Regions from separate parts of the Mus musculus genome. Here region 2 is linked to region 1. The links are chromatin loops, found by intact Hi-C in ENCODE. Cell type or tissue: heart. All regions are shown on one strand. Links, peaks and the distances in the headings refer to the core of each region. The heading gives the core; the rest is flanking DNA.

What was found. Peaks named below come from ENCODE experiments on the same cell type or tissue, not always from the same donor. Only the 100,000 strongest peaks of a DNase experiment are listed, where the experiment ranks them.
Region 2: a loop joins it to region 1, with 5 times the contacts of the local background. A loop is called at or near these places in 4 of 42 quality-filtered maps.

Annotation. Positions count from the first base shown.
Region 1 is chr13:60,961,604-60,967,990 of GRCm38, reverse strand. It overlaps Gm40976 (a long non-coding RNA gene), which reads left to right and starts at 5,063. Exons shown (of 3, transcript XR_873564.1): 1 at 5,063-5,174. In heart, for the core only: CTCF peaks have their summits at 3,621 and 3,820; no DNase peak of the experiment used is centred there.
Region 2 is chr13:60,822,636-60,829,022 of GRCm38, reverse strand. No RefSeq gene overlaps it. Among named protein-coding and RNA genes, the nearest start is that of Ctsll3, 23 kb to the right of the region's middle. In heart, for the core only: a CTCF peak has its summit at 2,790 (motif pointing left); a DNase peak (open chromatin) is centred at 2,782.

The DNA of each region.
Region 1 (6,387 bases), core at 741-5,740:
TGGAAATCAATCTGGTGGTTCCTCAGAAAATTGGACATAGTACTACAGAAGGATCCCGCAGTAACTCTCCTGGGCATATATCCAGAATATGATCCAACCAGTAAGAAGGACACATGCTCCACTATGTTCATAGCAGCCTTATTTGAAATAGCCAGAAGCTGGAAAGAACCTAGATGCTCCTCAGCAGAAGAATGGATATAGAAAATGTGGTACATTTACACAATGGAGTACTACTCAGCTATTAAAAAGAATGAATTTATGAAATTCCTAGGCAAATGGATGGACCTGGAGGGCATCATCCTGAGTGAGGTAACCCAATCACAAAAGAACTCACATGATATGTGCTCACTGATAAGTGGATATTATCCCAGACACTTAGAAGACCCAAGATACAAGATAAAATTTGTAAAACACATGAAACTCAAGAAGAACTAAGACAAAAGTGTGGACACTTTGCTCCTTCTTAGACTTGGGAACAAAATATCCATGGAAGGAGTTACAGAGATAAAGATTGCAGCTGTGATGAAAGGATGGACCATCTAGAGACTGCCATACCCGGGGATCCATCCCATAATCAGCCCCCAAGCTGACACCATTGCACACACTAGCAAGAATTCACTGAAAGAACCCTGATATAGCTGTCTCTTGTGAGGCTAAGCCGGGGCCTAGCAAACACAGAAGAGGATGCTCAGAGTCAGCTATTGGATGGATCACAGAGCCCCCAATGGAGGAGCTAGAGAAAGTACCCAAGGAGCTAAAGGGGTCTGCAACCCTATAGGTGGAACAACAATATGAACTAACCAGTACCCCCCAGAGCTTGTGTCTCTAGCTGCATATGTATCAGAAGATGACCTAGTCGGCCATCAATTGAAAGAGAGGACCATTGGTCTTGCAAACTTAATATCCCTCAGTATAGGGGAACACCAGGGCCATGAAGTGGGAGTTTGGGGGGGGAGGGGAGTGGGGAGGGTTTGGGGGGCTTTCAAGGTAGCATTGGAAATGTAAATGAAGAAAATACCTAAATTAATTAAAAAAGGAAAAAAACAATAGTCACAAATAATATAAAATACCTTTGTGTGACTCTAACTAAGAAGTGAAAGATCTGTATGGTAAGAACTTCAAGACTCTGAAGAAAGAAATCAAAGAAGATCTCAGAATATGGAAAGATCTCCCATGCTCATGGACTGGCAGGATCAATATAGTAAATATGGCTATCTTGCCAAAAGCAATCTACAGATTCAATGCAATCTCCATCAAAATTCCAACTCAATCCTTCAGTGAATTAGAAAGGGCAATCTGCAAATTCCTCTGGAATAACAAAAAACCTAGGATAGCAAAAACTATTCTCAACAATAAAAGAACCTCTGGTGGAATCACCATACCTGACCTCAAGCTGTACTACAGAACACTTGTGCTAAAAATTGCATGGTACTGGTACAGCAACAGACATGTAGACCTATGGAATAGAATCGAAGACCCAGAAATGAACCCACACACCCATGGTCACTTGATCTTTAACAAGAGATCTAAAACCATCCGGTGGAAAAAAAAGACAGCATTTTCAACAAATAGTGCTGACACAACTGGCAGTTGTCATGTAGAAGAATGCGAATAGATCCATTCTTATCTCCTTGTACTAAGGTCAAGTCTAAGTGGACCAAAACACTCCACATAAAACCAGAGACTCTGAAACTGAAATAGGAGAAACTTATAGAGGAGAAAGTGGGGAAATGCCTCAAAGATATGAGCACAGGAGAAAAATTCCTGAATAGGACAGCAATGTCTTGTGCTGTAAGAAAGAGAATTGACAAATGGGACCTCATAAAATTGCAAAGCTTCTGTAACGCAAAAGACACTGTCAATAAGACAAAAAAGGCCACCAACTGATTGGGAAAGGATCTTTACCAATCCTAAGTCAGATAGGGGACTAATATCCAATATATATAAAGAACTCAAGAAGATGGACTCCAGAAAATCAAATAACCCCATTAAAAAATGGGGCACAGAGCTAAACACAAGAATTCTCACCTGAGAAATACAGAAGGGCTGAAAAGCACCTGAAAAAAATGTTCAACATTCTTAATCATTAGGAAAATGCAAGTCAAAACAACCCTGACATTCCACCTCACACAAGTCAGAATGGCTAAGATCAAAAATTCATGTGACAGCAGATGCTGGTGAGGATGTAGAGAAAGAGGAACACTCCTCCATTGCTGGTGGGATTGCAAGCTTGTACAACCACTGTGGTAATCAGTCTAATGTTTCCTCAGAAAATTGGATGTAGTACTCCCAGAAGATCCAGCAATTCCTCTCCTGGGCTTATACCCAGAAAATATTCCACCGTGTAATAAGGACGCGTGCTCCACTATGTTCATAGCAGGCTTATTTATAATAGCCAGAAACTGGAAGAACCAGATGTCCCTCAACAGAGGAATGGATACAGAAAATGTGGTGCATTTACACAATGGAGTACTACTCAGCTATTAAAAACAATGAATTCATGAAATTCTTAGGCAAATGGATGGATCTGGAGGATATTATCCTTAATGAGGTAACCCAGTCACAAATGAACACACATGATATACACTCACTGAAAAGTGGATATTAGCTCAGAAACTTAGAATATCCAAGATCCAATTTGCAAGACACATGAAAATCAAAAAGGAAGACCCAAGTGTGGATACTTCACTCCTTCTTAGAATGGGGAACAAATATCCATGGAAGGAGTTACAGAAACAAAGTTCTGAGCTGAGACAGAAGGAAGGACCATTCAGAGAATGCCCCTCCCGGGGATTCATCCCATATACAACCACCAAACCCAGAAACTATTGCATATGCCAGAAAGATTTTGCTGACAGAACCCTGAGATAGCTCTCTCTCTCTCTCTCTCTCTCTCTCTCTCTCTCTCTCTCTCTCTCTCTCTCTCTATTTCTCTTGTCAGACTATGCCAGTGCCTAGCAAATACAGAAGTGGATTCTCACAGTCATCTATTAGATGGAGCACAGGGCCATCTAATAATAATGAAGGAGCTAGAGAAAGTACCCAAGATGCTAAAGTGGTCTGCAACCCTATAGGAGGAACAACAATATGAACTAACCAGTACCTCCCAGAGCTGTGTCTCTAGCTGCATATATAGCTGAGGATGGCCTAGTTGGCCATCAATGAGAGGGGAGGCTCTTGCTCTTGCGAAGATTATATGCCCCAGTACAGGGGAAAGCCAGGGCCAGTAAGTAGGTGTGTATGGGTTTGGGAGCAGGGTGAGGGGAGAGTATAGGGGGCTTTGGGGGATAGCATTTGAAACGTAAATGAAGAAATTATCTAATAAAAAATAAAGACAACCATGTGCTCACATTAAATAAGTAAATAAATCTTTTTTAAAAAAGAAATATAATAGCATTTTCTCAAAAGCCACTGCAAAATGTAGATCAAAGGGGACAGAAAGCATGCAGAGGATATATATATATATACATATATCACATATACATGTGTGTGTGTGTGTGTGTGTGTGTGTGTGTGTGTGTGTGTGTGTATCTCTTATAACTGTATAGGAAGTGCGAGAAACCAAAATACCAGGGATAAAAGCACAAAATTGGAGTTGTAAAATGTTTTTTTGAGTCCCTGGAGACAAGAATGCAGACTACATGATCAGGTGATGGTCAGCAGAGCTTGCAGATGTCTGTTGCTGATGTCTGTGTTGGACTAGGGTCTGATGTCATCCAGAGATAATTTTCTTTCTTGCAGATGAGAGCCCTCTACTGGCCACAGCTAGGTTTGCATAGGACTGCGAATTCCCTCACACTTGGAGAATTTCCCAGATTCCCTCTCCCTGGGATGGCTGAGATCTTTTTTCCCAGTGCAGTGAGAGATCCACAGAATGCAAATTAGTACAAGGTCCATGGCTACGGACTTCCAAGGCGTACCACGGAATAAGCACGCCACTAGCAGGGTGCTGCTACAGATATCATGAGCAGCCCTAGCACCTCAGGATACTGTCTACAGCCACTAAGGGTAACAGGAGGCTTCATAGCCACACCTGGCTCAGGCTCAGCACTGAGACACGCTTTTTATTTTATTTTCTCCCTGAGAATGTCCAAACCTAAGGGCATTCTTCTCCTCTTCTCCCCAAATCCTCCAGCCTGTGTCTGTCTAGTCTTCCTGGGTTCTCTAATACAGTGATTCTCAGCCTTCCTAATGCTGCAACACTTTAACACAGGTCCATTTGCTGTGGTGACCCCAAAACATAAGATTATTTTTGTTGTTCTTTTCATAACTGTGAATTTGCTACTGTTATGAATCAAAACGTAATACCTGTGTTTCCCGATGGTCTTATACAACTCCTGTGAAAGGAACATTCACTCCTCAAAGGGGACAATTGCTATTCTCATGGATTGAGAATGACTGCTCTAGAATTTCACTTACCCAGCGACTGTGGCAGGGCAAATTGAGACAGTTTACACAGCAAAGTACCCTGATCTCAGGATCCTAAGAACGTCCACCTTTAAATAATAAATTCTCTCTGAAATGTGAGCTCCCCATCGCTCTCTGGCCTGACAAAACAATTTGAGGTATCACAGTCTTGGAAAAATCTGCAATGGATTCAAGGCTCATGAGGGCACAGGCTGGCTTTGAAGGTACAACTGTGCCCACCCACCTCAACCAGTGAGACTGAGTCTCCACAGATCAAAGGAAATGCTACAGATCTGAATGAGGGAATGATGGAGCTGGAGGTATTGGAGCACATGAGCAGTAGAAACAAGCAGTTCTCATGTTAGGACTGAAGCAAGCAATACATGAGAAAGATGTCTGTGGGTAGCTTTAGCAAACAAAGGTACTGTTCGGGAATACACATGGTGTTATGTCTTGTGAGTATTAACTTTAGTCATGTAAAAGACATTCCTCCTGAGCCTTTTCCTTTCCACAAAGATAATGTGGAAATGCCAGGGCATTCCTTTCATGTCCTGGCTTTTTTTAATGGCAGACTTTTGGTTTATGTTAAAAATTTCTTTTGGCAAAACAGTCCATGATTTTACAATGTTTTTTTTTAATCACGTACTAGGTGAAAACCATTTCGCTGTGATGAATATGCTATGAGATTCATACAGAAATATCACATGAAAAAGCACAAAAGAACTCACAGTGGAGAGAAGCCTTATCAGTGTGAATACTACTTGCAGGTAAGTCAGACAGTTTGAATTCTCCTACCTTAACTGCAGTGCAAAATCACTAACAAGTTAGGCACCATTTAGTACTAGTATCATTTGAGATTTTTAAGCTCTGATTAGATTTATAATAGAAGCTTGATCAGTGAATTGGTTTAGAATTATTTATATTGTTATTAATTATCTTGTTTCTTTTCTTCTCTTCCTTGTTGACCAAAAACAAACAAACAAACAAACAAACAAACATAAAAACAACAACAAAATACCACTTCGTGTCCTGGCTTTTAAGGGCATCCACTTATCATACTTCATGTAATTCTTTTTAGAAGGCCACCTAGTGGGACCAGCATTCTGCACTCCCTTCCATCCATAGATCACCATATATTCACAGTTTTCTTACACAGGCTCCCACAGAATTGAGTGGTTGTCTGTGATTTACTTGTGGAAGTGGCACACACTACCAAAGGACAGAGCAGTTCACCCTAAGTTCTGCTTGCTTTATTTTGTACAACTGTTTTTCCTCTTTTCTTGTACCCTTCTACTCTGGATTTCTGAAGCTTGTTCTCTGTTTCTCACTGCGACAAAGACTGTTATTGTTATCATCATCATCATCATTATTATCATCATTAATTCTGTCCTTCAGTTTCTTATTCTGTCCTTCACACAAGCAGTCTTGGCTGTATCATTTCTCTCCAAATCTTTTCTGTTCTTAAATTCTGGGTCATGACTCATCACATGAGAAGTTTCTCAACATTAAAGTCTTCTGGCTGTAAAATGACCTAAACAATTCAAAATGATGACATATAAATGAGCACCAAGTGTTGCTGGAAAAGTTCACAGGTGTTGAATTTCGTTCACTCCTTCCTTGGTCCTGAAAACACTACGTGCTGTTCAAATGGTACATGCAGTCCTAGCACAAGATGTGGGAATGTTGCCGGGAGGAACACAGCTGTGCTGTGCTCAGGGTGGAGCTGTTTGTCTCCTGAGCATCAGGGCTGTCACTGAATGTGAACATATTTCTTAGCTTATGGAAACACGATTTAATTACAGAAAGCAAAAACCATTTCCATCTAGTCCTACCATACTACCTCAACAAGGAAGCGTTCTGTTAGTGGTTTTCAGATTGGGTGTACTAGAATATTTATTTTTAAATCTTCTGTTTGAATAATGGTCTTAAGTTTCACACAAAAAAAGAAAGAGAGAGAGAGAGAGAGAGAGAGAGAGAGAA
Region 2 (6,387 bases), core at 892-5,891, 140 kb after region 1:
GATTTTAGTGGGATTGCTTCCAGCTTCTCTCCATTTACTTTGATGTTGGCTACTGGTTTGCTGTAGATTGCTTTTATCATGTTTAGGTATGGGCCTTGAATTCCTGATCTTTCCAAAACTTTTATCATGAATGGGTGTTGGATCTTGTCAAATGCTTTTTCTGCATCTAACGAGATGATCATGTGGTTTTTGTCTTTGAGTTTGTTTATATAATGGATTACATTGATGGATTTTCGTATATTAAACCATCCCTGCATCCCTGGAATAAAACCTACTTGGTCAGGATGGATGATTGCTTTAATGTGTTCTTGGATTCGGTTAGCGAGAATTTTATTGAGGATTTTTGCATCGATATTCATAAGAGAAATTGGTCTGAAGTTCTCTATCTTTGTTGGATCTTTCTGTGGTTTAGGTATCAGAGTAATAGTGGCTTCATAAAATGAGTTGGGTAGAGTACCTTTTACTTCTATTTTGTGAAATAGTTTGTGCAGAACAGCTATTTTTCATGTGCACTAATTTACCTGATTTTCTCCATTTGTTGAGATCTTTAATATTTTAAATAAAAATATTACTTCTGTAGTTAGGTCTAGGAGGAACATAAATATGAACTAACCAGTACCCCCAGAGCTCCTTGGAACTATTCCACCAATCAAAGAAATCACATGATGGGACTTGTGGCTCTAGCTATATATGTAGCAGAGTATGGCCTAGTCGGTCATTATGGGAAGAGAGGCCCTTGGTCCTGTGAAGTTTCTATGCCACAGTATAGGGGAATGCCAGGACCAGGAATGGGAGTTGGTGGGTTAGGGAGCAGCGGGAGGGAGAGGGGATTGGGGTTTTTGGAGGGAAAACTAGGAAAGGGGATAATATTTGAAATGTAAATAAAGAAAATATCTAATAAAAAAAGTAAAATATAGAATCACAAAAAAAAGAGAGATTCTGGATTCCACTAATTGTGAATTCCATTGTATTTGTTTGAACTGATGTTGTAAAAACCAATAGAGGGATATGATTTCTTACATCTTAGATAAGGCATCTAAGCAGGTATCCGTCCTATCAGTGGATTTATGCTACATTTTATTTCTGAAATACTTTCTTGAGAGCTTACACCCCTAACCCTGATAACAATGAAACATCTCAGTAAGTCTTATTTGGTGTTTGGATTATGCTAATAAGCTTAGAAATGTTTCTACTATTAGTGGCAGTAGTCACCATCAGATCACTGGAGCCTGCAACCACTGCTTTGATTTTATTTTTCAGGTGTTTATCATGAGATAAAATGCAGAAGCCATTTCCCAGCTCATGTTGTTCTAGTTGTTGTCTATGACTTTAGTGGAGAATATTGGCATAACAATCCATACTGGCTGGACAAGAACTCGTACTTAATACTCAAAATTAAATTGCTGTTTGCAGTCAGTACTTAGATATAGAGGCCAGCAATCTTAATCCTACAGAGGGTAAACACAAAAGTTTCAAGGTGTGATTATAATCTCAAAAAAAAAAAAAACAACTATATAGAGATGTTAAAGTTAGGGAAAATGTGAAAAAAAAAGGAGGAAAAAGACACCTGAGGCCATTGAGAAATATGCTGTCATGGTTAGGAGATATTTATATGGAATTTATATGTGCACACATGTACACACATACATACACACATACACATTAGTGCTATCAATAGTTCACTCATGAGTCTTACAACGTATCACTAAGGATAAGAAGGAGCCATCATAGACAGACTTTATGCAGCAGCCCAGTGACTATACTTTCTTTATATTTTCCTTGAAACAAAATTTTGCATATAAGGTCCATACAGGGCTGAGTCGAATAGGACCAAACATCTGGCTCTTTGCAGAAAGGATTTCTAGCCCCTAGTGAGCATGGTGTGCACTACAGTAAATTAGCATGATACGAGATTCAGTTTTGGGTGTGGGCCCATTATCATCCCACCAACAAGGAGGCACCTCTGGTGAGATGAAGGACCTGATACCTGAAGGTCAGGAAGCAGCCACTCAGAGGGAGGACTCCGGAAGGCAGAGGAAGAATTGCAAAAGGAAGGCAGATGAGCATGTGCACTGGGCCTGAGGAAGTGACAGTTACCCTTGTCCATGAAAGGGAAAAGCAGAATAGTAACTGTGCCAGGACCAGAGCTTGGGCATGGAGGTGCAGGTGCTGAGTGCTGTGGGTCGTAGTCAGGGAGGCAAGCACAACTCACAGGCTAGTGAAAGAGTCTGTTTGGTCAAGGCAGTCAAATATGAGGCTTGCCTTAGGTCTAGATCTCTCTCAGACCCCCTCCAGCTTCAGTGTTAGGGTCCAGAAGAGAAGAAGAGAGCCCTACTATCAGGAGTTACCGACAGCCAGACAGAATGTGCTGGGCTTTGCTAGGGCTGTGAAGGATTTATCTTCTACTCTGAGAACCTTCTGCAGAAAACAAATGGGAGCTGACAGTCCAGGTTCTATTGGTTCTAAAGCAAGTGATTAAAGCTCTCCAACAAGTAAGCACATCACCCTTCATAGCAGCCTTGGAGCTCTAGCTTACAATTCTTCTGCATCCCTTGGTGTTGGGAGCTGTGTTCTCTTTTTCTCTATATCTATGTCCAATCTTGTGAACCCTCCAGCCTTATATGTATACCGATCTCACCCAAAAACCTAGAGGACACACACTGAGAAGGTTGCTGACAAAATCTGTGTAGCAGTTACTCCATCTCATAATCCCCCTAAGGGTGTTTGACAAGCTTCTGCCTGATCAGCCAGAGGAAGAGAACTAGGGCCACCTTGTGGCAGGCCTCCTCTTGAAGCTGTCTGGTAGATTTTGCTGAACAGGAAGCATGGGTGGATTCTGTGCTACACTCCACAAAAGTCGACTTTTGACTTAATGAAAACTACTTTCTGAGGAAGAGGCTTCCGGGACCTCTGTTCCCTGCTCTTCCATCTAGTGGTGAAAAATGAAATCAACCACCCACTTGCCACTAATTAAGGGGAAACTGAGGCATGTGCAGTATTGTTAGACTCTCTGGTGTTCTGGGATTGGGGGCAAAACACATGAAACTCAAGAAGGAGAACCAAGTGTGGATACTTCACCCCTCCTTAGAATTGGGAACAAAATACCCATGGAAGGAGTTACAGAGATAAAGATTGGAGCTGAGACGAAAGGATGGACCATCCAGATACTGCTCCACCCAAAAGTCCATCCCATAATCAGCCACCAAACACAGACACTATTGCATATGCCAGCAAGAATTTGCTGAAAGGACCCTGATATAGCTGTCTCTTGTGAGGCTATGCCAGTGCCTGCCTCTGGCAGAAGTGGATGCTCACAGTCATCTATTGGATGGAACACAGGGCCCACAATGGAGGAGCTAGAGAAAGTACCCAAGGAGCTGAAGCCAGGAGAGGCAAGCTAGTAAAGAACATCCCTCCATGGCCTCTGCATCAGCTCCTGTTCCCTGGCCTGTTTGAGTTCCAGTCCTGACTTCCTTTGGTGATGAACAGCAGCATGGAAGTGTAAGCCGAATAAACCCTTTCCTCCCCAACTTGCTTCTTGGTCATGATGTTTGTGCAGGAATAGACACCCTGACTAAGACAAATTGGTACCAGCAGAGTGGGGTATTCCTCTGACAACCTGACCATGTTTTGGGGAGGACTGTGGAAGGACTTTGGAATTTTGGGTTTGAAGATCCATTCGTTGTTAAGAGCTCTGTCAGATGTTGTGTAGGAGCTTGGAAGATAATGTTGAGAACAGTGCAGAAGATGGAGGTCTGGTTTGTGAAATTTCAGAGGGAAAATTAAAGACTCTTTTCAGGGCCATTGCTGTTTTGATTGTGAAGATTCTGTGGTTCTGGTTAGCTGGGGCTGAAGAATCAGCTGTGATTAACAAGACACCAGAACTACTAAAGCAAAAACTTGGCATTACTGGGACTATTGATGCTGGTTAGCTGGAGCTAAGAAATTAGCAGTGATTAAGAAGAGACCAGCATCATTGAGGTGACATCTTCTGGGAAGTGTTTTCTGAAAGCACAAAGAGGCTGTGTTCCAGAGATAGCTAAGGTTGTACTCCTGCTGCAGCAGGACTTGGTAATATGTAAGGGTCACCCAGGTGGTACTGGTTTTGAAGGCATGAAGGTGTCACGAAGAGCAGCTGAGGCTCGACACTGTGAGAGGCCATGGAAGGCCATTGGTGAAGGTGCAGCCTCAGTTGCAATTGAAGGCCCAGGCCTGAAGGGGTCATGCAGTGTTTTGGAGATGCCAGTACCATGAGATGACCACCAAGAGCAGCAGCAGCAGTGGAGTACAGGCATCGGGAGCCTAGAGGACGACTCGTGTGCTACAAAGGGTATGGCTGGAGAAGTGACCCAAGCCCTTGGAGGAGCCCAGAAGATCATGAGTTGGATCCCAGACATTGGAAGGTTGGAGATTGATTTTTGCTTTTGATTGTGACTGTGCCCTGATATTTTCCCTCTTGAAGGAAGAAAATATTTTAGTGGAGCCCACAGTTAAGAGACTTAATTGTAAAAAGACTTTGGATTTTAAAAGAGATGGATATTTTAAAGAGATTGAAATTTTAAGAATATGTAAAGAATGTGGGATGTTTAACGTTATTTAGACCTTGGGGATGAATAAAAATGTAAGGGTTGAGGCTTACTAGTGATGTGTTTGTGTGCCAAGTTGACAAGGGGTCAATTGTACTGGCTAGTTTTGTGTCAACTTGACACAGCTGGAGTTACCACAGAGAAAGGAGCTTCAGTTGAGGAAATGCCTCCATGAGATCCAGCTGTAAGGCATTTTCTCAATTAGTGATCCAGGGGGAAAGGCCCCTTGTGGGTGGGACCATCTCTGGACTGGTAGTCTTGGTTCGATAAGAGAGCAGGCTGAGCAAGCCAGGAGAGGCAAGCTAGTAAAGAACATCCCTCCATGGCCTCTGCATCAGCTCCTGCTCCCTGACCTGTTTGAGTTCCAGTCCTGACTTCCTTTGGTGATGAACAGCAGCATGGAAGTGTAAGCCGAATAAACCCTTTCCTCCCCAACTTGCTTCTTGGTCATGATGTTTGTGCAGGAATAGAAACCCTGACTAAGATAATTCACTAGCAAGAGTTTGCTGAAAGGACCCTGATATAGCTGTCCCTTGTGAGACTATGCCGGGTCCTAGCAAACACATAAGTGGATGCTCACAGTCAGCTATTGGATGGATCACAGGGCCCACAATGGAGGAGCTAGAGAAAGTATCCAAGGAGCTAAAGAGATCTGCAACCCTATAAGTGCAACAACATTATGAACTAACCAGTACCCTAGAGCTCTTGACTGTAGCTGCATAAGTATCAAAAGATGGCCTAGTCGGCCATCACTGGAAAGAGAGGCCCATTGGACATGCAAACTTTATATGCCCCAGTACAGGGGAACGCCAGGGCCAAAAAGTGGGAATAGGTGGGTAGGGGAGTGGGGGGGGGGAGGGTATGGGGGACTTTTGGGATAGCATTGAAAATGTAATTGAGAAAAATACCTAATAAAAAATATTAAAAAGAAAAGAAAAGAAAAAACTATTTTCATTAAAAATATAATTAAAATAATTTAAAAATTAATGAATAAGTCCCCACTATAGCTTGATCATAACATACTCCTAGTCCAAAGTACATTCACCCCTACAACATAAAAAATAAAAATATGTATTTAAAGAACAAAAAATTAAATTACGTTTAAACACACAGATGAATGTCTGTCCCATTTCCTTTTGTGTACATGTCTGTGTGCTTATGTCAAGTCCAAAACATTTTGATGTTGTTGTGCTCTATTTTTTATATTGATTCTTATGATGGTCCAGCTTGATTCTTACACTCAAGATTGGGCTCCGTATGGTGGGTGTTTGATGGTAGCATGTGAATTTTGGTATTGTGAGTTTTTCCTTCCTTTTCAGGTTTGGGAAAACTGTCCTTTGCATTTCGAGGAGAATTACATTGAAACTGTAGATTCTTTAGATAATATGTTTTAGTATTTGTTTTTCCAATCCATGAACATAGGCTCTCTCTCCAGTTTTGTTTTATGTTGTTTCATCAATATTCAAATTTTATCTCATTATTTTTCATTTCTTTATTAGTCATGGTTTCCTAAAAGAGAAAGAAAGAAAGAAAGAAAGAAAGAAAGAAAGAAAGAAAGAAAGAGAGAAAGAAGAGAGAGAGAGAGAGAAAGAGAGAGAGAAAGAGAGAGAGAAAGAGAGAGAGAAAGAGAGAGAGAAAGAGAGAGAGAAAGAGAAAGAGAAAGAGAAAGAGAAAGAGAAAGAGAAAGAGAAAGAGAAAGAGAAAGAGAAAGGAAGAAAGGAAGAAAGGAAGGGAAGAGAAGAGATGAACAGAGAGATTGAATATATTTAAAGGAGAGTGTATTAGATTGGCTTACACGATA